2 separate regions of the Mus musculus genome follow, and region 1 is linked to region 2. Evidence: chromatin loops called from intact Hi-C (ENCODE). Cell type or tissue: heart. All regions are shown on one strand. Each heading gives the region's core, and the rest is flanking DNA. Links, peaks and the distances in the headings are about the cores only.

Region 1 (12,284 bases), core at 1,878-9,877, 540 kb after region 2:
ATAAAGAAATTGAGGAAAGAAACTACAAATATCTGTACAAATGCATTCTTAACAAAATATTACAGAAACACTCATGTCAACAGTAATTATTCTTTCTGTAACTGGTCACATGACCTTGGCTGATAGTTATAACTACCTTCCTCTACTCCATTGTATTTCCTCCACCCTCAGCAAGAACCTCAGCAGGTCTTTGCTCTATTCCTGGAGGAATTGTTTTTTTTTAAGATATTTTCTTTATTTACATTTCAAATGCTATCCTGGAAGTTCCCTATACTCTCCCCTTGCCCTTCTCCCCAACCCACTCACTCCCACTTCTTGGCACTGGTATTCCCCTGTACTGGGACATATAAAGTTTGTAAGACCTACATCCAAACTATAAAGTTTGTAAGTCATACATCCATTCCCGAATGGTCTATGCCCTTTGTCATTCTGCCTGGATTAGGCTGCTGTAGTTTCCCTTTGACTTTCATCATGGGACAAGGCAGCACCAAGAGATACCTTAAATTTTAGGGCCTAAAGTGTCGCCTACACACCAGATATAATCTTTCTTATTTACTTTTTGGAGAAGCAATCCTGTTCCCCATGGTAATCTGGATCAATCACTCCTTCTAACACTATTATTCTTTAATCAGTCAGTTGGTTTAAGGGCATTAGTAGCATGTAGTGGCCACCGGGAAGGCTAAGGTTCCAATTTAATGGAAGATTTGTGGTAGATCCTAGGAGGAGCACTCCCCACTCTTGAACCATAAAATTTAGGTCAACAAAACTTAAGGTCCCAAGCCAGGAGGCAAATGTTTTCTTAGTGGATCACTAGGGGTGATAATGAGTTGAACTATTCCCTTTCCAGTCCCTGATTCCTCCACCCTTGTGTTGGTATTGCAGTGACAGACCTGGTTATGTTGATTTGGGGAGGATTGTGGAAAGACTTTGGATCCTTGTGCAAGCAAAACACTGAGTGTTTACTACTTAGTGAACTGTTCTGTAGGGGATTGGGAGATAAGATTGTTGAGAGCAATGTAGAAGATGAAGGCCTGGCTTGTGAAGTTTCAGCAGGTCATTTAAAGACTCTGTGGAGGCCATTTGTCATTTAGAATTCAGGTTCCATAGTTCCAGCTAGCTGGTATTGAAGAATCAGCCTTGATTAACAAGATACTAGAACTACTAAAGGGAAACCTTTGCTTTGCTGGGGTACTTGAGATGTGGTCAGCTGGAGCTGAGAAGTCAGCATCACTGAGGTGAAATATTCTGGGAAGGGTTTCTTTTCTTTTCTTTTTTTTTTCTTTTTTTCTTTCTTTTTTTTCTTTCAAAAAATTTTTTTTTAGATATTTTCTTTATTTACATTTCAAATGCTATCCCGAAAGTTCTCTATACCCTCCCCTTGCCCTGCTCCCCAACCCACCCACTCCCACTTCTTGGCACTGGTATTCCCCTGTACTGGGACATATAAAGTTTGTAAGACCTAGGGACCTCTCTTACAAATGATGGCCAACTAGGCCATCTTCTACTACAATGCAACTAGAGACATTGCACTGGGGGTACTGGTTAGTTCATATTGTTGTTCCACCTATAGGGTTGCAGACCCCTTTAGCTCCTTGGGTACTTTCTCTAGTTCCTCCATTGGGGGCCCTGTATTTTATCCAATAGATGACTGTGAGCATCCACTTCTGTATTTGCCAAGCACTGGCATAGCCTCACAGGAGACAGCTATATCAGGGTCCTTTCAGTAAAATCTTGCTAGTATATGCAATAGTGTCTGGGTTTGGTGGCTGATTATGGGATGGATCCCCAGGTGGGGCAGTCTCTGGATGGTCCATCTCTTCCTCTTAGCTCCAAACTTTGTCTCTGTAACTCCTTCCATGGATATTTTGTTCCCTAAAATGAGGGAATGGGAAGGGTTTCTTGAGAGCACAGTGGAACTGTGTCTCAGTGGCAGTCAAGTTTGTCCCTTGTCCTGGCAGCCCAGCTGGATGATATGTAAGACATCCAGGCAGTACTGGGTTTTTTTTTTGTTTTTGTTTTTGTTTTTGTTTGTTTGTTTTGTTTTGTTTGTTTGTATTTGTTTTTTATTTATTTTTATTTTTTATTATTATTAGGTATTTATTTCATTTACATTTCCAATGCTATTCCAAAAGTCCCCCACCCCCTCCCACACCCCCCCCACCCACTTCCACCTCTTGGCCCTGGCTTTCCCCTGTACTGAGGCATATAAGGTTTGAACTACCAATGGGCCTCTCTTTCCACTGATGGCCAACCAGGCCATCTTCTGATATATATGCAGCTAGAGACATGAGCTCTGGGGGGGGGGGGGTACTGGCTAGTTCATATTGTTGTTCCACCTATAGGGTTGCAGATCCCCCCAGCTCCCTGGGTACTTCCTCCAGCTCCTCCATTGAGGGCCCTGTGATCCATCAAATAGCTGACTGTGAGCATCCACTTCTGTGTTTGCTAGGCCCGGGCAAAGTCTCACAAGAGACAGCTATATCAGGGTCCTCTCAGCAAAATCTTGCTAGTGTATGCAATGGTGTCAGCGTTTGGAGGCTGATTATATAATAGATCCCCGGGTATGGCAGTCTCTAGATGGTCCATCCTTTCATCTCAGCTCCAAACTCTGTCTCTGTAGCTCCTTCCATGGGTACCTTGTTCCCAATTCCAAGAAAGGGCAAGGTATCTACACCATGGTCTTCGTTCTTCCCGAGCTTCATGTGTTTCGCAAATTGTATCTTATATCTTGGGTATTCTAAATTTCTGGGCTAATATCCACTTATCAATGAGTACATATCATGTGAGTTCTTTTGAGATTGAGTTACTTCACTCAGGATGATGCCCTCCAGGTCCATCCATTTGCCTAGGAATTTCATAAATTCATTCTTTTTAATAGCTGAGTAGTACTCCATTCTGTAAATGTACCACGTTTTCTGTATCCATTCCTCTGTTGAGGGGCTTCTGGGTTCTTTCCAGGTTCTGGCTATTATAAATAAGGCTGCTATGAACATAGTGGACCATGTGTCCTTCTTACCGGTTGGAACATCTTTTGGATATATACCCAGGAGAGGTATTGCAGGATCCTCCGGTAGTACTATGTCCAATATTTTGAGGAACCACCAGACTGATTTCCAGAGTGGTTGTACAAGCTTGCAATCCCACCAACAATGGAGGAGTGTTCCTCTTTCTCCACATCCTCACCAGCATCTGCTGTCACCTGAATTTTTGATCTTAGCCATTCTGACTGGTATGAGGTGGAATCTCCGGGTTGTTTTGATTTGCATTTCCCTGATGATTAAGAATGCTGGACATTTTTTCAGGTGCTTCTCAGCCATTCGCTATTCCTCAGGTGAGAATTCTTTGTTTAGCTCTGAGACCCATTTTTAATGGGGTTATTTGATTTTCTGGAGTCCACCTTCTTGAGTTCTTTATATATATTGGATATTAGTCCCCTATCTTATTTAGGATAGGTAAAGATCCTTTCCCAATCTGTAGGTGGCCTTTTTTGTCTTATTGACGGTGTCTTTTGCCTTACAAGTCTTTGCAATTTTATGAGGTCCCATTTGTTGATTCTCGATCTTACAGCACAAGCCATTGTTGTTCTATTCAGGGATTATTCCCCCATGCCCATTTCTTCAAGGCTTTCCCCACTTTCTCCTGTATAAGTTTCAGTGTCTCTGATTTTATGTGGAGTTCCTTAATCCACTTAGATTTGACCTTAGTACAAGGAGATAGGAATAGATCAATTCCCATTCTTCTCCATGATAACCGCCAGTTGTGTCAGCACCATTTGTTGAAAATGCTGTCTTTTTTCTACTGGATGGTTTTAGCTCCCTTGTCAAAGATCAAGTGACCATAGGTGTGTGGGTTCATTTCTGGGTCTTCAATTCTATTCCATTGGTCTGCTTGTCTGTCGCTATACCAGTACTATGCAGTTTTTATCACAATTGCTCTGTAGTACAGCTTTAGGTCAGGCATGGTGATTCCACCAGAGGTTCTTTTATCCTTGAGAAGAGTTTTTGCTATCCTAGGCTTTTTGTTATTCCAGATGAATTTGGAGATTGCCCTTTCCAATTCTTTGAAGAATTGAGTTGGAATTTTGATGGGTATTGCATTGAATCTGTAGATTGCTTTTGGCAAGATAGCCATTTTTACTATATTGATCCTGCCAATCCATGAGCATGGTTTTTGAAGGAGTGAAGAGATCATGCAGAGCAGCTGAGGCTTAGCACTGTGGGGGGCCAGGAGAAGCCGTTGTTGAGAGTGTGGCCTCAGTAGCAGTTGTAGGCTCAGGATTACAGGGGTGAGTTGTATGGCTAATTCTTAATTTCTTGACACAACAAAGTGAGAGGAAGCTGTTTCTTAACTTCCCTCTGCCCACACCTGGTGATTATACTCAGGGTCTCCCACATACTGGAGCAGAGACTCATGAATTATCCCCCATCTCTTCTGTCACATTCTTATGAGTGCCCACTGTATGAAATACCTCCTCAGTTGTTATTCAGTGTAAAGAAAATTTGTCTGTTTTAATTTTTGTAATTATAGAACAATGCTATCACAAAATTAATGCTTTCAGATAAAAATATTAACAGTATTTATATGCATATCAGATTCCCCACTCTAAGATTTCTGTGCTTGAGATTTTAATAAATTTTGTATGGGATCATTCCTGTCTAAAAATGGAGAGCACGGACCTGGAAATGTCATTCAGTTGGTAGTTTACATGCCTAACACAGATAAAGCCCTGTGTCCAGTAATAGAGCATAGTGGGTGTAGGTCTGAATGTTGTTTTCACAAGACCCTCAGTTTCCTACTCCAGGTCCACAGATAGATTGTTTTTAGGCTCTTCATAAAAGACTGGACATGGAGGCTCACCCTGTATCCAGAAGACTGGGGCAGGTGAAACAGGTTTATATGATTTTGAGCAAAATCTGAGCTGCAAAGTGATACCTGGTCTCAACGATGTGCAAAACATACACTTTAAAAAACAGGGTTTTTGTTTTTGCTTTTGCTTTTGAGTTTTAATGACCATAGTATGGTTTGGGAAACAGCATCTTGCCAGCTCAAATTTGTTCTCCTTTGGGTGATGTGGCCAGGATGACTGGGATGCAAGCTGCCTTTCCTGGTGGTTTGTTGTGGTGATGATCAAACTCAGTACTTTGTGCATGCTAGTCAAGCACTCTGCCAAGTAAGCTGCGCCCCACTTCTGAACAAATACAGTTTACAAATACAGGCCTTTGACTGTTCTCCTGTTTTTAGATAGACAGGATCTGGCTGTATAGCACAGGCTGCCCATAATTTTCCTATTGTCTTTGCTGCCCTCTAGTGTCCGAATTTATTACTGTACGCCACCAAACCAGGCAGGATTGGTTGGGGCTTTGTTAACTCTTTTCTGCAATGAAATGAGTTGTGTGCTGTTCTTGAGGCACAAATAATATACAGTATTTTTGACAGGCTACATGAAGACACTTGAGAAAACTTTTTATTGTAAAAAAATTACATACTGAAGTGGAAACTGAAGGGTTCATTGGAAAGTCAGTTGGATGGTGTTTTTCTGGGGCAAACACGTGAAGAAATATTTCATTAAAATAGACACAGGTGTGAAAGGCTAAGGCAGACATGTGAAGGGACATGTCACTGAAGCAGACACAGGAGAGAGGATATTCTGCTAAAGCAAGCATGTGAAACGACTCATGATGAAGGATTCTTTGCTAATAACAATCACAAATTGGTCTGCCTTACATTACATAGTTGAGCAGTATTTGTTGGAATTCCATAGAGAGAGGCACACCAAAAAACTTCTGGTGGTGTGCTGCAGTTTGTTGCCCCTTCCAAGGACTTCTGCTGATTGGACGCATGTGCTGAGGCAAGGCACGTGAGGGACACATGATGTTTGGAGGGAATAAATAGGACTCCATGGAGTGACTGAGACAGAGCCTGGCTTGCTAATACAAGCTGTGCAATGCTTGGGTGTCTCGAGTTTTCCTGTCTTCATGTCTTTGCACCTTTGTTGATCTTCACTTCTTTGAGAGAGACATAGCCTAGATCTCCTCCTGGTGTCCCTCTGGGTTCCTCCTGCTCACTAGAGCTGAGGCTGAGGCCTGGCTGTCTCTGCTAGGTCATGTCACCGCTGTTGCTAACCCAACTCTACTGAACTGGACTGCTGATGTATCCATGAAGTATTAGCAAGTGGATTGAGCTGATGCTGCTAACCTGTGAACTGAACAGCTGATTTCCAGACAACACAAATGGGAGTTGCTCCAAAGAACCCTTTATAAACAGCACTACTTCCTCTATATCCTTTCTTTCCCACTATCTCTGGTGGGTGGTGGACTAGAAGGGAGGTTAAAGCATTTAAGAACCATCATTAAAAATAATATTAAAAAATTAAAGTTATAGCATACCAATTCCATCTAATATAGTAATCAAATACTAACTGTGTAACTGCGAACTTTTCCTCTTGCTCTTTTCCTAACAGAATTTGTGTGTACAAGTATGTGTACAGGTCTGTCAGTATAGGTGGGTAAGCATGTTTAGCTATACACAGTAGCACTTATACATGCAGGCATTCTTGTATATGCTTGTGCACATACAGCCTTGCGTGTTATTCCTCAGGAGCCATCCACATGTTTTTTTGAAAGAAGTCTCTCCTTGGTACCTGGGTCTTACTTATTAGGCTAGGTTGACTGTCCCATGAGGTCCAGGGATTCTCCTGTCTTTTTATCATTTTCATCAGTGGAGTTAGATGTATTTACCCCTATGCTTGATTATTTTTTTATTTATGATTTCTTTATTTGTGTGTGTTCAGGGGTTGTGTGACCTGCTATTGTGCACATGTAGAGGTCAGAGAACAACATGGAATAGCTGGTACTCTCCTCTCAAGATTGATGTCCTGGGGATCCAGCTTAGGTGGCTGGACAAGTGCATTTATCTAATGTTCCATCTGGCTGGCCCTCGAATAAGAGATTGTTGCCTAGATTCATGACTTCCAGATAAGACCCTAAAGCTTGCCTGGTAAGTGCTTCACCTAATAGGATATCTCTCCAGCAGTCCTAACAGAGTGTCTAGCAAACAGAAATATTGTCCTACATATTTCTAATATTAGACGAGTTATAATACTGTGTGTTATAATGTTGCTTGTCATACAGAGATGTGAGGAACAATTTTAAAATTAAATAAGTATCACTGTTAATATGGGTGATATTTTCAAGCAATAAATTTGATATCTTTTTCCTTTAGTTTCATGGTATATTTCTAATTTGAGAGTATAGAATTCCTTTAATAATTTTACCATTTATGGGTTTATTAACTTAATTCTCTTTGGTCTTTTGGAAATATCATTTTTTCTTTCTTTGCTGCTTTTGGTGGTCATCCAATGATACTGGTACCTACAAAACTGCTATGGTCCCTTGCTGTATCTGGCCTGACCTTTTATCAATAGCATGCTATAGGATTTCTTCATGATGCCAAGCCTCAACTTCTTTGCATGACCCCTTCGATCCTGGGTCTTCAACAGCTACTGAGACTTCACCTTCCCCAGTGGTCTCTCCTGGGCCTCTCACTGTGCCAAGCTTCAGCTGCTCTTCATGACCCCTTCATGCCTTCAATACCAGTACCACCTGGGTCACTCTTACACTACCAACTTTAGCTTCCAGACTGAAACACAATCGTGGCCACACCTACAGCAAACACATCTGTGTGATAACTCGTAGGAAACACTTACCAGAAGAGTTGCTCTCAACAATGCTGATGTTTTCTTACTCAGCATTAATTTCTCAGATTCAATTGACTAGCACAACTGATTTTTCAACCCCAGATACCCAGAACTGGTTTCTTCACACAACCAGACTGGTAGAGTCTTTAAATTTCTCTCTAAAACTTCATAAGCAAGGCCTATATCTTCTCATTGCTCGAAACACTCTTATCTTCTGACTCCTAGAGTCTCAGTAAGCTCCCAATACTCACTGGCTTTTCTAGCCCAAAGTTCCTAAGTCTTTTCGGAATCCTGTCAAAAACTTGGTCAGGTCTGCCATAGCAATACCTTACTCCTGGTATTAGTTTGTCTTAATTAGAGTTTCTACTGTTGTGACAAAACCCCATGACTAATAGCAAGTTGGGTAGAAAAGTGTTTATTTGCTTTATACTTTTATATCACTGGTCATCATTGACGGAAGTCAGGACAGAAGCTCACACAGGACAGAAGCTGATGCAAAGGCCATGGAGGGATGCTGCTTCCTGGCTTTTTTCCTATGGCTTTGATCAGTCTAATTCCTTATTAAAACCCAGGACCTCCAGCCCAAGGAGTGCAGGACCCAACAATGCACTGGGCCCTCCGTCCTCTATAAATCACTAAGAAAATGCCTTGAAACTGGATTTGTGGATGCATTTTTTTTCAGTTGAGGTTCCTTCTTTCAGATAACTATAGCTTGCATCAACTTGATATGAAATTAGCCAGCACAGATTAAATACTATACATTTTGATTGGTTGTAGTGTTTTTAATGGTCTCCATCACTAATAAAGAGTTTTCTAGATGAGAACTCGAGTCTTCATTTACCTGGAGATATAAAAGGAAACATTTAGAATGAAATTAGGGATTGGTTTTTGTAAGTGAGTTGTAGGTTCTTCTCCAAGATCCATGGCATCATTAGACCTGGGTATACTTAGCTAGGTTTAAAGTACCCACCATGATTTACCACTTGGTAAGTGAGCCTTAAGTCCAATTAGAGACCTGTCATTCCCATGGTATGGGTGCAAAAACTATACCCTTAGGGTTATTATGCAATGCTGATTGGTGTGGAATTTAGGTATCATAAGTGGGTAGGAGTGTTGGTTGCCTCCATCCATTGCAAACATGCATGTCCTTATGGTATCATGAGTGCAAGTTCTCAGGGAGGAGGCTTTCAGGTCAGTTCCAGCTCAGAGGTCTCTGGGACAGCATCTGATGTGCATGTTCTCTTCACCAATATGGACTTATCTTACACTCCGAGTGGTAGTCAGAGGTAATAGAAACGGCTTGTATTGTTCTGTGAGTTTTTTGAACAACCCTGACAAAGAGCTCAAAAAACATTTCTTAGTAGATGTTGGTGCATTTGTTAGATTGCCTTTGGCTCTTACACAAAGTATTTTCAGCACAAATGGGAAGTTGTTATTTAAATTACAACATGTATACAGAGTATTATGTGTGTTCTGCTTTTTATATAGTTAATAGTAGATTCTCATACCTTCCCAAAGAATCCTTACTGTTATTTTACTGTCCTTCTTTTGTATTTATTCTACATGCTTCCCAGTAATTAGAGATCCCTTTCCAATTTCCCTGCTTAGATTATCCTGGGAGTCCCTTCTCTTAGATTCCCTACTCTCCCACCCTGGCAATGGAAACTTTTCACTTCCCTAGTTTCCTTAGTTAAGTAATACGACCACATAATCATAAAGTATAATAATAAATTATGACCATTGAAACTTATTCTTGAAGTTATTGTTGACCAGGCTAGCTTCAAGTTCTTAATCTTCCTACCTGGGATTACAAGCTTGAGCCATGGAACCTAGGCAAATTTTGTTTCAGTAAGTCCTCTAGTTGATTCGGATACTTTTGGAAATATGTTAATACAGAATTTCTAGGATATTGCAGATTGCATTGGTAATGCTGTTTACTTGGCTGAGAAATATTCTCAACATCTTCAACTGCTTCTAACTAGTCAAGATTTTAAGACACTGATTTCCTTTTGGAAGTTTATGGTAGTTTGAATAGTTTGGCTCCCACAGAATCATGTCTTTAATTGCTTGGCCCATGGGGACTGGAAATAGAGTTGTGGCATTGAGTAGGTGTGGCCTTGTTGGAGAAAGTGCATCACTGTAGGGATGGGCTTTGAGGTCACTATGCACAAGTTCCACACAATGTGGAATTTTAGGTAACTCCTGGCTGCCTTTTGATCAATATATAGAACTCTCAGTTCCTCAAGCACCATGTCTGCCTAAAAGCCGCCATACTTCCCACCATGATAATAACAGAGTAAACCTCTGAAACTGTAAGCCAGTCCCAATTAAATTTTAGCCTTTGTAAGCATTATCTTTGTCATGATGTCTCTTCACAGCAATGGAAATCTTAACTAAGATAAAGTTCTACAAATATTCTCTACATTTCTGTATCTGCACAGCCATTGCCTTAGGTACTCGGGGACTGGAGAGACGGCTGAATGATCAAGAGCTCTTGTTGCTCTTCAAGAGGACTGGAGTTCAATTCCTGGCAACCATATCAGACTGTTCATATCTGCCTGTAACTTTAGGTCCTTGATTTCAGAAGCCCTCTTCTGACCTCTGTAAAACAAACAACAATACATACAAACACATTGACTTAAATAAAAATAAAAATAGAATTTTAAAAATGTATTGTTGTTTTTTGGATTAGAGTGCTAAATTAGCTTATTTTCCATATTTATTGTATATAGGCAAGTATATATCCTTTGATTAAAAACCATATGGTTTTACAATCTAATAGTTCTTGAATTGCAAGGTGCTAGTGTTAATTAAAAGCCTTCTACATTATAATGTGTTTGTTGTTATTGTTTTGAGATTGGATCTGACTCCTAAGGTTCAGAAAAATTTCCACGGGCTTCAAATGAGCACATACCTGTGCTCCCAGGACTCAGGGCATTTCACCAGTTTTGGCACCTCCTTAGGTAAGTTTGGGCTGTCATATGAGATTCTGCCTCCATTCTAAGTATCTGGAGTAGTTACCAGAAGCTTTATCTCTAGGAGGTATGCCACCACAGCCCTATAGGCACTGTTTCTGTTCTATCTTACTGAGTTTTTATAGCTATACCTCCCTTTCAACCCCTATTCCACCCTAATTCCTTCCAGTACACAAGCACTGGGCAGGAGAGAAATGAGGTTAGAGGAGAAAGAGGGCTAGACCTCTTTCAGCCAAGAAAATAAACTACTTCCTGCTGATTAGGAACATTGAGTTCCTTGAGGCAAGTTCAATCTTCATCATCAGGTTATCTCTAACTTCTATTAGTCTGTTTGCTCACAAACACTCGACAAACTGCAACAACATCAAGGAGGAGCGCAGCCTTATTGGAGTGTCCACCTACCTCCCTGTGGGGTTTTCCCATATACAACCACTCCGAACTTCACAGAATTCCAAATGTAAACTATCCACAGCTGAAAGACCATACCCCTGCTAGTGCATGAGGCAAATCATAATCACTAGTGTGGATCAGCCTTTTATCCAACAACTGGGAGTAAAACAAAAATATAATCACATAGCATAACTGGGTTTTGAAAGAAAACAAAGCTCTCACTACACAGCTCCATACACCTTTCCCTTCCCAGCATTCTTAAACTTGTCCTACTTCATTCTACTCCATTGCCTGACCCATTATGGCACACTCACTCTACCCATGCCAGGCAGTTAACAACTCTCAACTCCCATAACCCTATTTTGCCCAAGCATGAATACATCCTAACCCTTAACGCCGTCTCTTCACTCCCTCCTTTCAACAATGGTCTTTCCAGATCACACTGTTTCCTCTACCCTCTCCTCAACACTCTATCCATGTCCTGTTCCCCCAGCTATGATCTTCCTTAATACTACCACCTTATCCAGACACTGGACCCACCCCTTTCCCCACTCTCAGTCAACACTTCTCACCATTGCTACAATTTTAGCAACCTCAAGTCACCATCACTGACTTTCTCAATCATTTACCAGGCTACCTACCGCTTCTTCTTATCTTCTCCCATAATACCTTATCCAATTTGTACTACTTGTTGAATTTTGCTTCTTAAGGTCTTAGAAGTCACCCCAGACACCTAGCTGGATTGGAAGTTGTGGGATTTTCCTGCTTCAAGCCATCACTGTGATTTATACACATTTCTGTACGGACTCATTTTAGCAGTGAATACATACTTGGCTATCAAAATTCATCCGTTGGATTTTTATCTCACACGCCCCCGAAACAAACAGTGACACATATTAATGAAGGTCAGCTCTGGCTAGGTAATGAGCTGAGGTGGAACACAGAGTTGGACAAAAAACTAAAGACTGGTGATCCCTGGTCTTATAATCTTACTATTTGTGCTTTAATAATCGCTGATTTCCTTTCTCTCTTGCTTAAGGACTGGCCAGGCAAGAGGCTAGAAACTTATTAACTCTTTGTGAATCAGAAAGAAAAGAAAAGAATTAAAATATTTTACACCAGCAATATGCACACACACACACACACACACACACACACACACACACACACACACACATTCTGGTCAGGCCTGACCACCTGTCTCATCAACTCCACCAATGTTC
Region 2 (12,284 bases), core at 2,449-10,448:
ATGGGGGATGCACTGGATTCAAATAAATTTGATGATTTATTCTAAGCTACACTTCAATAGAGTAACAGAATCAAGTCTGAAACCACAGCATCTAGTACCCAGTGTGCTATGTTATAAAACATATTTTTAAATGTAAATTATGCAAATTCAATTTGCCCATTGCGTTTTCTGTACTTGTCATACATTGTTAATGTTTAGCATGAGCCTTTCTGTGTAGATATTGTTGTTTGTTGGTGATTTAAACACACTTTCTAGTAATGTGTTATACACTGGTGGCAGAGATTGCTTTTTCTTGCTGTGAAACTCTCAAACTTGAAAGACTAATCAATCTTTCAATGCCAAAGTAGTGGTTTTTGTTTACTTCTTTCCCTCTTTATCCAGGAGTATCAAAAGCTGGCAAACTGAAGAAGTGTTGGAGAGATGAGGGGTTAAGAGTTCATTCGGCTGTCCAGATGTACCCAAGTACCCTGTTATTTGGCAATACATACATCTGGGCAACTGATTGAACTTTTCGCTTCTCTTGACTCAACTGGAGCATCTGCAACATTCAAGGCCTGCTTGACAGCCCAAACTGTGTAATTTATTAATCAAATGAGACCCAGGGAGCAAGTGCTGCCTGTCAGTAAGGGGGCATCATTGTAAAGCTAAGGGGGAAATGCATTTTTGTATACAGCTATGCTGGACTGTAGTATGTACTTTGACAAAACTAAAGGGAATGAATTGTTTCAAGTGTGTAAAACAAACAAACAAAAAAGTATTGTCACCAGTGATACTTGTCAATTGCCTATATTGCCAGTGTAAAATAACTGTACTTGTGATAAGTAACACTAGGACAGCCTATGAATACATACAGCTATAAATCTGCTCTATTTCCTTCCATTATTCCTTATCTTATGCAATTCTCTCTCATTCACAGCAATGATCCACTCCTGACATGGCTTATTGCTTGTTTGTTGAGTTGGAATGTAAGCTCTGTGTGTGCAGGGCCTTTTTTTTTGCCTTGTTTTCCACGCTGTGTACAGCATCTGGCTGAGAGCCTAGCATATAAAAGGAAATCAACAAATGTTTGAACACAAAGAAATTTGGTTGTACAGTTCTCAGTCTTGCAAGTCAGTAGGAATTTATCTCCAACACATACATTAACATATGGTTTCCCCCTTAGTACTGCTCTTTACAAGTTTTTTGTTGTTGTTTTTGGTTGTTATTGTTTATTTTGCTATAAGGATACTTAGGCTGAGATAATTTAGGCAGAATTCTCCTACCACCTATGGAGAAACAGCTTCAAATTGCTGGGCATGCTGCCCACTAAGACAGATTCCCTTAATGTTTGTTATTACAACTGTGGAATGATTTGCATCAGCAACTTCAGTTCTATTAATTTAGGAACTATTTTTGGAATATTATTTTAGGCGAGTGGAATAAATTTTGCTATGGAAAACTTACTACCTTAAATGCTGTTGATTTGAGGAGTTCACTGTATTATTTGGTTGGTTGGTTGGTTGGTTGGTTGGTTAGTTGGTTGGTTGGTTGGGTTTTTTTTTTTTTTTTTGCATTTTTTAGATTTAACAAAAACTGTTTTCATGTGGTCCTAAGGTTGTTGCTCCCACATGAGGACTATGCCGTCCCAGCATCACAAAACAAACGACAAACCTCCCATAACTTATACCAAGCAGAAGAATTTTGAAAACACAAATAAAGAAAATATTTCATTTGCAGTCAAAGTACAAGAGGGAAAGTTCTATATGCCTCAATACTCCTTAGTATTTTCTGAAGAGAAGAATGGGGAAGTGTAAACATTGGTAACAACTGTTTTCAAATTAAATAATCATATTGGTGTTATGAGATCTAATGAAATGTCCAGAAAAGGCCTCAGGTACCATTCTCCGAATGTTACCACCTGTTTTAAAAAAGAGAAATTACAAAATCCTCCAGCATATATGACTATAGTGTCAGAAGTGTCCTCTCTCCTTTTTGTCACAGTCTAGGGAAGCATCTAATTTTAGGTTTGAAGCAGTGCATTCCAAGGCAAGCCTAGCAAAGATACAATAACTGTCTTGAGCCTGAGGTGTAGATTCCCCTCCTTATGTATTGTGGGAGTTTTCATTTCCACTGATGTCTATTAGCCTGGGGTGCTTTTGCCTGGTGTAAAATAACATTTCCTAAAAGAGCAGACTGCTGTACAAGGGAGGGTTTTGAAATTACCTCTGATGAAAGTTGTTCTAAAGAACATCAACTGTCAAACTTGTCAAAGTGACTTAAATATAGACCTGCCTGAAGACAAGGAACTAAATTATTTGAACCCTTATAATTTTTTAGTCTCAGAAGTTCTGTGAATTCAAGCTTGTAGAATAAGTTAAGACCTTAAAATTTAAAATGGCGTATTTGGTTTCATTTAAATTCATAGAATGCATTTCTAAATGAACTTACCATAACTGAAGCTCCTGGGTTCACTGGTAGGAAAGGGTTTCAATTGATTGTTGTCTCTGAAGTTTTTCCACCAAATCATAAAGAATGACATCATGTTACTATTCATAGCAAACATGAATTTTTTGAATGAAGAGTGCTTTATTACAAAATTGCTATAGTAAACATTTAAATTTGAAAGGAACATTAATTTAATATGCCTTAATCCTAAGAATGAATATATATACATGTAGATAGATAGATAGATAGATAGATAGATAGATAGATAGATAGATAGATAGATAGATAGATAGATTACATGAGTATTCCCCAAATGTTTTTCCTCACAGGAGCCTTCTGAACATTTGTGATTAATTCACTTTTGATCTAGCAATCTGCTTAATGTTGAGTGCATATAATAATCAGAGAGAAGATTTCATTGACATCTTATTCACGTTTTGCCAGTTTCATATATGTATACAGTATATTGTGATAATATTCATACTTATTACCTTCTTCTATCCCTTACCAGCCCTGTAGCACATCTTCTCTCCAACTATTCCTTCCTCTAACTTTTAGATCTTATTTGGAGGACAGGTCCTGAGCAGGTATCGACAACCACTCTGTTTCCCTGATTCCATAGACTTTTGGGCACCAGTGGTCTCTTGGATAAGGCCCAGTCCTCCTGATTACACTGGCCATGTCACATGACAAGAGTATTGCACAGCACTCCCACTGGTCTTCTACTCTCTCTGATCTTTATATCTCCTTTTTACGATGTTGAAGAGAGAAAACTTCTTAAATTATGAGTCTTTACTTTTGAACATTGAAAAATGATAGAATCAAGCTTTCATGCAACATTACATATTCAGTTCTTAAGTAATTTATCATACACATTCAGAAAAGGGCTGGTCAAATGGCTCAGCCAATAAAGGTGGCTACAACCAAGTTGGATGACCTGAGTTCAGTCCTCAACCCCCACATGGCATGCATGTGATTGTACAAACACAGACACACAATCACACACACACACACACAATGCACACACACACACACGCACACACACATGCACACACACACATACACCCTCCCCCCCACACAAATAAAATAAAAGTCACAAAGGAATCATCGGTTTACTGTGTATTCTACAGTCTAATAAAAACTTTACGTCATGTGAGTAAGAATAATGTGCTATATCACCATGGTTACCTGGCAAATTTTCAAGAAATCTGAAGGTAAAAACCAATCTGAAAGGATTAGTTCTAAAGGGTATAGAACCAAAGACAACCAAGTTCTTAAGGTCTTTTCTAAAAAATACATCCTTTTATTTTAATTATTAAAGAGAGTATACATTCCTAGGAATATTTTTTATCTGATATTTTTGTTTCTTTGTTTGTTTGTTTCGAGACAGGGTTTCTCTGTGTAACCCTGGCTGTCCTGGAACTGACTCTGTAGACCAGGCTGGCCTCGAACTCAGAAATCTGCCTGCTTCTGCCTCCCAAGTGCTGGGATTAAAGGCGTGAGTGCACCACCATGCCAGGCTTTTATTGGATATTTTATTTATTTACATTTCAAATGTTTTCCCCTTTCCAGGTCTCCCCTTTGGAAATGCCCTATCCCATCTCCCTCCCCCTGCTTCTATGAGGGTGCTCCCCCACACATCCCCCCACTCCTGTCTACATGCCCTGACATTCCCCTACACTGGGGCATAGAGCCTTCACAGGACCAAGGGCCACCCCTCCCACTGATGTCCAACAAGGCTGTCCTCTGCCGCATATGCGGCCAGAGCCATGGGTCCCTCCATGTGTACTATTTGGTTTGTGGTCCAGTCCCCGGGAGCTCTGGGAGGGGGGGGGTAAGGGGGTCTGACTTGTTGACACTGTTGCTCCTCTCATGGGACGGCAAACTCCCTCAGCTCCTTCAGTCCCTTCTCCAACTCAGTCCATTTCTTCTTCAAACATAATGTATATATAATCCCAAATCCATTGTCTTCCATTAAGATTTTATTCTTTTCAAAGTCCCCCACACCCCCTCCCATAAATCAACTAGTTTATTCACTATACTTGACTAATTAGTTAACTGAAATGTAAAGAGGATACACATACACACATGCACACACATAGGTGCTCACACACAAAATATTTTAACTTTGTGTTTCATTATTTTTCAAGATAATTATTTAGAATTGTTTTACTCATTTTGGTGAATGACATGGATTTTGGAAAGTTTGAAATTTATTTCTGAATACTTAACGATAATCTAATTTAGGTTCAGGTATTTCCAAGTGTTTGCATAAGTTTTCTGAACTAAGCTAATGACAGATGTAACCTACTAACATACAAACATAGTTTTAATGAGCAACATTTAAATGTACTGTTCACCATTTCAGTGTTTGGATTTATGTTTAAGAAACTTGTTAACTAATACCTGCTATAAAATCATACTACTAAAAATCACACGGAAATAAAATTTTGTCCCCAATTTTTCATAAGCAAAATATGTTATTGATACTTAAAGATCTTACAATGCTTTAGAGACAACATTAAAATGTCTGTGAGAAATGCTGCAGGAATAAATAAGAAATTGATATGAGTAATTACTGATCTGATAGTGAATTAGTTTTGTGATTTAATCTCCTATCATTATTTCATACTTCAGAAAAATAATTTAATTCGGGTTTTCTTGCCCCCTCACTCGCTTGTGCTTAATTGCCCACAGTTTCTCCAGGAGTCCAATAGATTCTGTTTAAAGGGTAACCAATTCATTAATCATCTAAAAATGGAGTTTATAATAGTCCACAAAAACAAAACTTCCCAAGTTTAAATATTTGACTCACAAGTAGAGTATGAGAAGTGTAAATCAGAAGATAATTTTATTGTTTCCCTTGTTAGTTATTTGAGGTTTGAGGAATTTTGTATTTTCTTTCTCTCTCCTTTGTAATTCTATAAACACTTATTCAAATATGCGTGGCACTTATTGCAAAATACTATATTTTATAATGAAGTAGAATTTGTGTCATATAATTCACATATCTCATTCCTTTTATATTGTGTTCCTAAACCTCCACAAATACTTCAAGACAATTTCCCATTTGGTTTCATCAAAGTTAAAATGTAAATGCTTTAGTTCTCTGATAGAGGAAGGCCATTTTTCCCTTGGTATTGGAGAAAAATAAGACAGAACTAAAACAAATTAAAAGAAACAAGTTTTAACTGCATGAGAAGGCATGACTTTGAAAGTAATTTTAGTTAATAAATTGGAAATCTCTGTGTATAATAGTGTTTATAATTATTGCTTTCTTAGCAAAACTGGAACCTAAGAAAAGGAATTACTGTTCAATGTTTTCATCTGTAATTCTAAGCGAAATAATATATAGTTGGTTAATTTCTGAGAAAACATAGTGTTTTCTGAAGCAATAGTTTAATTATACCAGGGCTGAGAATGTGTATAAAGTGTTTCATGAGATCAGGAACATATGTAGCTATTGCAAGTACAATTGATAGTATTCAAGTATAATCCTATTTGAACATACTGCATATTACATTACTATTGACTCTTAACTATACTAATTTGTGGATATGTGAAAAAATAAATATTAAAAATGTTTACAAACTTTTATCATTACTAAAAGTCCGATATATTGGAGATATAAAAAAGGGAAAGGCTAAATGACTTTGATATTTATTTAGCACTTTTTTATCACCTATTTCTATATCTCAAAAAGAGGTAGGGCTTATGTGTTGTGGCAGATAAAATGGCCTAGCAATTTGCAGAGACCACTCTCTTACACAATATTTTGAGTCTCTAATCACTAGAAAGTCAGATTGCATATATTCATAAGAGTAAGGAGATGTTTTTGATAGAATTGAAAGGTAGATATTAACGAATAAGGCAGACCATATTAATTAATGATTGCTTTAGTTCTGATAGAGGAAATGTTTTTGCTATTAATTAATTAATAATTTGAATGACTAGGAAAATAAAGTTCTGTTAAATGAGATGAGAAATGAGGAATTACATTTGTTCTAGTGAGATTTTAATTGCATGTTTCTGAAAGAAACTAAGACCACCAAAGATTATCAAGACAAATTTTTATTTTTATATTCCTTGAAAATATATATAAACTACGTAAAATGAATCTTGCAATATTACATTGGGTTCTCAAGCATTTAGTGCCCCCTCTTTTCTGCACAGTTACACACACACACACACACACACACACACACACACACACACACACTTCTGACTGCCAAATTGGTACTTGCAAACTGAAAGTGTAACAGACTTGAAATCAATTTACAAGCCTAGGGAGAATAGACTTATTAGTAATTTTTTTGACATGGCAAAAAGTTTAGTGAACCCCAAACTCAAAAAAAAAAAAAACAAAACAGAAGAGGAGAAATAGAGAACATAGCTCTCTCTATTTGATTTCTCTGTTCTTAGTTACAAATCTCTATGAAGAAAACCTTAAAGATTACTTTGTTGGTCACTGAAACATTGTTTCCTCATTGTCAGTCTATAAAGATGGATCATTGCAGGCTTTGCTCAGCAAAGATGCATTCATTTTTCTGGACAATTTAATTCTCAACCATCATTTAAAGCCACAGAATATAGTAATACGTGAGTAGTAATCCAATGCATAGTTTGTGATATCTCAGACAATCTTTTCAAAGACAACTTACAGAAACAAAAAGCGTCTGATCTGTAATTTTATGTAAGCTGTTCGAAAATGTAGTGTCATCTCTCAATGCACAAAAGAAGTATTGCTTCAATCATCTGATACAACTGAAATTTTGTTTTTACATTTCAATACTACCTCATCTGCTTGGGCTGTGATATTTCATTAATTACTACTAACTAGCTATTACATAGAAGGATTGCTGTATGTATGATAAACTTGCATAGTGTATTTATTTGGTTACAAACTACTTATTGTTGCCCTCTAGTGGCTATTATTGGTTAATGCAAAAGTATAAATAGAATTCTATATTAATGTAGATTTCATTTTGAAGAGAAACAAAAGTTAGGAATTTATAAAATATGTTTGTGTTATATGAATTCTTGAAATTTGTTATAGTTTTTATTTTACTATAAGATGAACCCTTTTAATTTTAGAAATGTAAATTAATTTAAAATTTTATATTTCCCCAATGACTTGCAAATCTCAAGGATCTATTCATATCTCCCTTCACAAAAAAAAAATAGATTTTAAGCTCTGTTTACCCTAACAAGGGAATATGCTGTAAAGGCACACAGAACTAGACCCTAAACAAGAAATTTTACAAAAATTAATATGTTTGTGCATATAAGTCAGTGAAAAAAATGTTCTTAGCCATTCTTCATTACTTCCATATATCATGTTTCCCTACTATTTAAATGAAGTATTGATTGTCTTAACACTAAATATGGTCATTGAGTTCATTTAATTGCTTGATATGTAAACTATTTGATATTTTAACTAATGTTCTTTTTTTCTTTTTTCTTTTTTTCTCTCCTCAGGGGATGAAACAATACTGTTAACTTCCCAATTCTCAGTTTGAAACTGGTTGCTTAAAACTGAAGCAATAATGGTGAACCTGGGCACTGCGGTGCGCTCACTCCTGTAAGAATTCTATTACTTAAATAAAAACAACAGTTACTTTTATGGTTGCTTACTTGATGCTCAAAATGCTAAGACCAAGCTACTCTATGACCTGTATCAAAAATATGAATATTTTGTATTTAAAGATAATAAATGGGGAATAAGAATAATCTAGCATCTAATTAAATTTTAAAACTCATCTACTCAGATGATATGGGAATAATAGCTCCAATTCCACTTATTCTAGTTTTTATGGTTGCTTCTATCACGGGTAAGACTTAGAGAGTTTCTTCCCCTTTCCTTCTTGTATAAACTGAACAATTAAATCAAATGGCTGCTTATTGTGGTGCTATAAACCTGTCGTCCTGACCCCAAGGTGACTGAGACAGGGTGGTTACAAGACTGAGCATAGCTTAAGATACATACACGCTGAACTGGAGAAAAAGTGAAAAGGGTGAAGAGAGGATGTTCTTATAAGCAACTGATTTTGTAAGGAATAGTAGAGCATGCTAGAGATCTGAAGGCAGGGATTGAGGGTGTAGTTGATAGGGCAGAAACACTGTGGTTCTAGAACGAAGCAATAGTTGAATTTAATAGAATGCAATGTAAGGACTAGTAAAGAATCAAATATGAGAACAAAGCCACTGAAAGTCTCACTTAACCCAAACCTACTATTTAAGGAGTGTATAAACCCTGAGCAGAATAACCAAAGTCTTGAATCCCTTTGCTCCTATGTAATAACTGAAAATAATAAAGAGATAGATAGAAGTAAAAATAAAAACTAGATAGATAGATAGATAGATAGATAGATAGATAGATAGATAGATAGAAGTAAATAAATAGATCTCATCCAGAATAGCCAGTCACAAATGATGTTTTCAAACAGAAAAAAATTTAATTATTTTATTTATTTACATTTCAGGCATAACACCCCTCCTGTCCTCCCTCCCACAGTTCCTCATCCCATTTCTCCTCCCCCTTGCCTCTGAGAGGGTGCTCTCCCCTCCAAACTCTCCCCTTCCCTGGGGCCTCAAGTCTCCCAAGAATTAAGAGCATCTTCTCCCCTGAGGACAGACCAGTCAGACTTCTGCTCCATATGTGCCAGGGCCCTCAGACCAGCTGCTTTATGTTAACTGGCTGGTGGCTCAGTCACTGAGAGCTTCCTGGGATCTCAGTTGGTTGAGACTGCTGGTCTTCCCACGGGTAGTTTTCCCTTTCAGCTTCTTCAGTCCTTCCCCTAATTCAGCCACAGGGGTCCCCGACTTAAGGCCAATGGTTGGGTGTAAGTATCTGTATGTGTCAGCCACCGGCTATTAGGATCTCTTGGAGGGCAGCCATGCTAGGCTCCTGTCTGTAAGTACATCATAGCATCAGTAATAGTGTCAGGCTTTAGTGACCTCCCATGAGATGGATCCCAAGCTGGGCCAGTCATTAGACCTCCTTTCCCTCAGTCTCTTCTCTATTTTCATCCCTATAATTATTTTAGACTAGAACAATCCTTGGTTAGAAATTTTAACTGTGGGATGGCAATCCAGTTCCTACACTTGAGGCCCTGTCTATTTACTGTAGGTGGACTCTTCGAGTTCCCACTTCCCAATGTTGAGCATTTTGGCTAAGGTCACCCCAATTGAGTCCTAAGAGTCTCTTGACTCTTGGGTCTCTAGAATTTTCTAGAGAGCCCACTCACCTCCCATCCTCCTGAGGCAGTGTAGTTCCATTCTTTCTCTTGGCCCTCTGGGCTTCTCTCCTGTCCCCCCATACCTGATCCTGTTTCCCTTTTCCCCTTCCCATCCCCTCTCCTATCCAGGTCCTTCTCTTCCGCTGCCCCCCCCCCCATATTATTTTATTCCCTCTTCTAGGAGGGAGGAAATTTTGAACATAATTGTTGTCTTATTTTTCTCATGGAAGATACATTTGTTGGTTTTGTTGGACACACCTTAGGAGCTCACATCTTTAGCAAATATTTGTGTTTTCAATGTAAATAAATCTCATCACTATGAGAGAAATTAATTTGAAATTAACAGAAGTGAAATAGAAACATCTCCCTTGTCTTATATCGCCACCTAACCTGAAATTCTTACTGGTAAAATATAAGGACCAATGTAAAAATATGTATTTAAAATAATTTAAGAGATTTAATACCTAACTCTACCTCTACCCTAAATGGGAATCAATCATTTACACACATTACTCTTAAGCCTAGAATTAAGTCCTAGAAAACCAAGGACACAAATGAGGTAGGCAGTAGGGAGCATTAAAGTTTAAGACACGAGGCAAGAAGCAGACAACCATTAGAAACTCACTTTGCAAGCACGAGAACCTGGAAATACTCCTAAAAAGAAATGAGTGTGCATTGCTGTCACAGCAGCTTTCAAAACAAATCATAAACTGTTCTGATAAAGTCTTATGCTTTCTTTTAAATTTAGAACAACACAATTCAACTTCCAAGTATCTTGTCTGGCCACTGGCTCCTTTAAGGAATTTTCCCATGATTTCTGTCACAGCTGTCTTAAAGAAATTCATATTTTAAAAATATAAAGAATAAAACATTAAGTCTGTCTCTGAAAGACAGATGTCACATTTTTTCTCTCATTTGTAGAGCCTTGACTTCATAGATACACTTAATCATGTATGACAGATGACATGAAGATAAAAGCAAAACTCTCTCAGGAACAAAGACATCTAAGAAGGGTGAGGGAATCTATTGAGTTGGAGGAAGACATATTAAAAGTACTTTCTATACTTACATGAAAATGGTCTTTTGTAATACAACATAATAAAATAAAATAAAAATCTAAAAGAAAATATAAATTATCACACTAAGTCAAATAATACTGTATTTTGAAATAGCAGTAATATTTAATATTTTAATATGGTCTGAACCTAGACCATATGATGGCCCCTGGTCCTGTCATTTACTTGGCTACATTGGCTGGGGAAAGTGGCAAAACCCTTTTTTTAACTTCATTGTTTTTTTCAGCTGCATAATGAGAACAAATCATTACTGATCTCCTGTGGGATATATATATGTGTGTGTGTGTGTGTGTGTGTGTGTGTGTGTGTGTGTGTGTGTGTGTGTAAACTAAGTGTCTACCTTATAGCAGTCACTCAGTAAAAGATAATGATAAAAATGGGAAATGAGGAGGATGGAGGTGGTCATGGTCATAGTAGTGGGAGGGGGCTACAAGCTATTGTATAGTATATATGATATATTGTGAGTAAAGGGAGCCTAATTTTCCTTTCTCTTTTCTTTTTAATTTTCAGTGTGCACCTAATTGGCCTATTGGTTTGGCAGTTCGATATTTCCATAAGTCCAGTAGCAGCTATAGTAACTGACACTTTTAATTCCTCCGATGGTGGACGCTTGTTTCAATTCCCGGACGGGGTACAAAACTGGCCAGCACTTTCAATAGTCGTGATTATAATCATGACAATAGGGGGCAACATTCTCGTTATCATGGCAGTAAGCATGGAGAAGAAACTGCACAATGCTACCAATTATTTCTTAATGTCCCTAGCCATTGCTGATATGCTGGTGGGACTACTTGTCATGCCCCTGTCTCTGCTTGCAATTCTTTATGGTGAGTACACTTTTACTCATTTCTCACTCTCATAGTTTTGTAATAATCATCAGGATATAATTTATACAGTTAATAATTTATCTAAAGAATTTGAAAAAAATATAGAATAAAACAAAATGTGAGCAAGAAAAAATGATTGGATATGTTGAGATTTATGAAATAAAACTTTGGCAGAGTTTTCAAAAGTTAAAACACCTATTTTATAATATATTGAAATTATCCATAAATACTTTATTTGCAGGTGTCATATATAAACAATAAATAACCATACAAAATGGGATAGTGGCAAAATGGCACCCTGACCTGTATTTGGGCTAGCATATTTATTGTCAGTGCCATCTCTAATACACAAAAGGAAAGCAAAATTTGTCTTCTATAATGATTTTATTTTAAGAAATGTTTCTGAGTAACAGATATTGAACCCAGGGCCTAATTTACTCTAGGCAAGCACGCAATCACTGCTATACCCACAGCATATGTAATCTTTTATGTTGACAAACTAAATAGTTGGTACAAATTATGCACTTAATAGGCATTGCTCTTCTTTTTCATGCAGTTTATAAGTCATGGTTTTATAAGGAGACGAGGTATAAAAATTAATTTCTGAGCACATAAATGTAAGTTCATATCACAACTATCACAAAACTCAGCTTCAATGATTTTCAAGAGGCTTTAATTTTTTCTTTGATTTTCTGCCATCTCTTTGCTTTATTCATTTT

Evidence for each region. A loop is a pair of places that touch in the nucleus more often than their neighbours do. Peaks named below come from ENCODE experiments on the same cell type or tissue, not always from the same donor. Only the 100,000 strongest peaks of a DNase experiment are listed, where the experiment ranks them.
Region 1: it touches region 2 in a loop (11-fold over the local background); 5 of 42 quality-filtered maps call a loop at or near these places.

The regions. Positions count from the first base shown.
Region 1 is chrX:147,603,577-147,615,860 of GRCm38, forward strand. No RefSeq gene overlaps it. Among named protein-coding and RNA genes, the nearest start is that of Lrch2, 56 kb to the left of the region's middle. In heart, for the core only: a CTCF peak has its summit at 5,305 (motif pointing left); no DNase peak of the experiment used is centred there.
Region 2 is chrX:147,064,483-147,076,766 of GRCm38, forward strand. It overlaps Htr2c (5-hydroxytryptamine (serotonin) receptor 2C), which reads left to right. Exons shown (of 6, transcript NM_008312.4): 3 at 7,903-8,005; 4 at 11,249-11,565. The coding sequence starts at 7,971. Mir1298 (microRNA 1298) reads left to right here and starts at 423; the gene lies at 423-520. In heart, for the core only: a CTCF peak has its summit at 7,351 (motif pointing left); no DNase peak of the experiment used is centred there.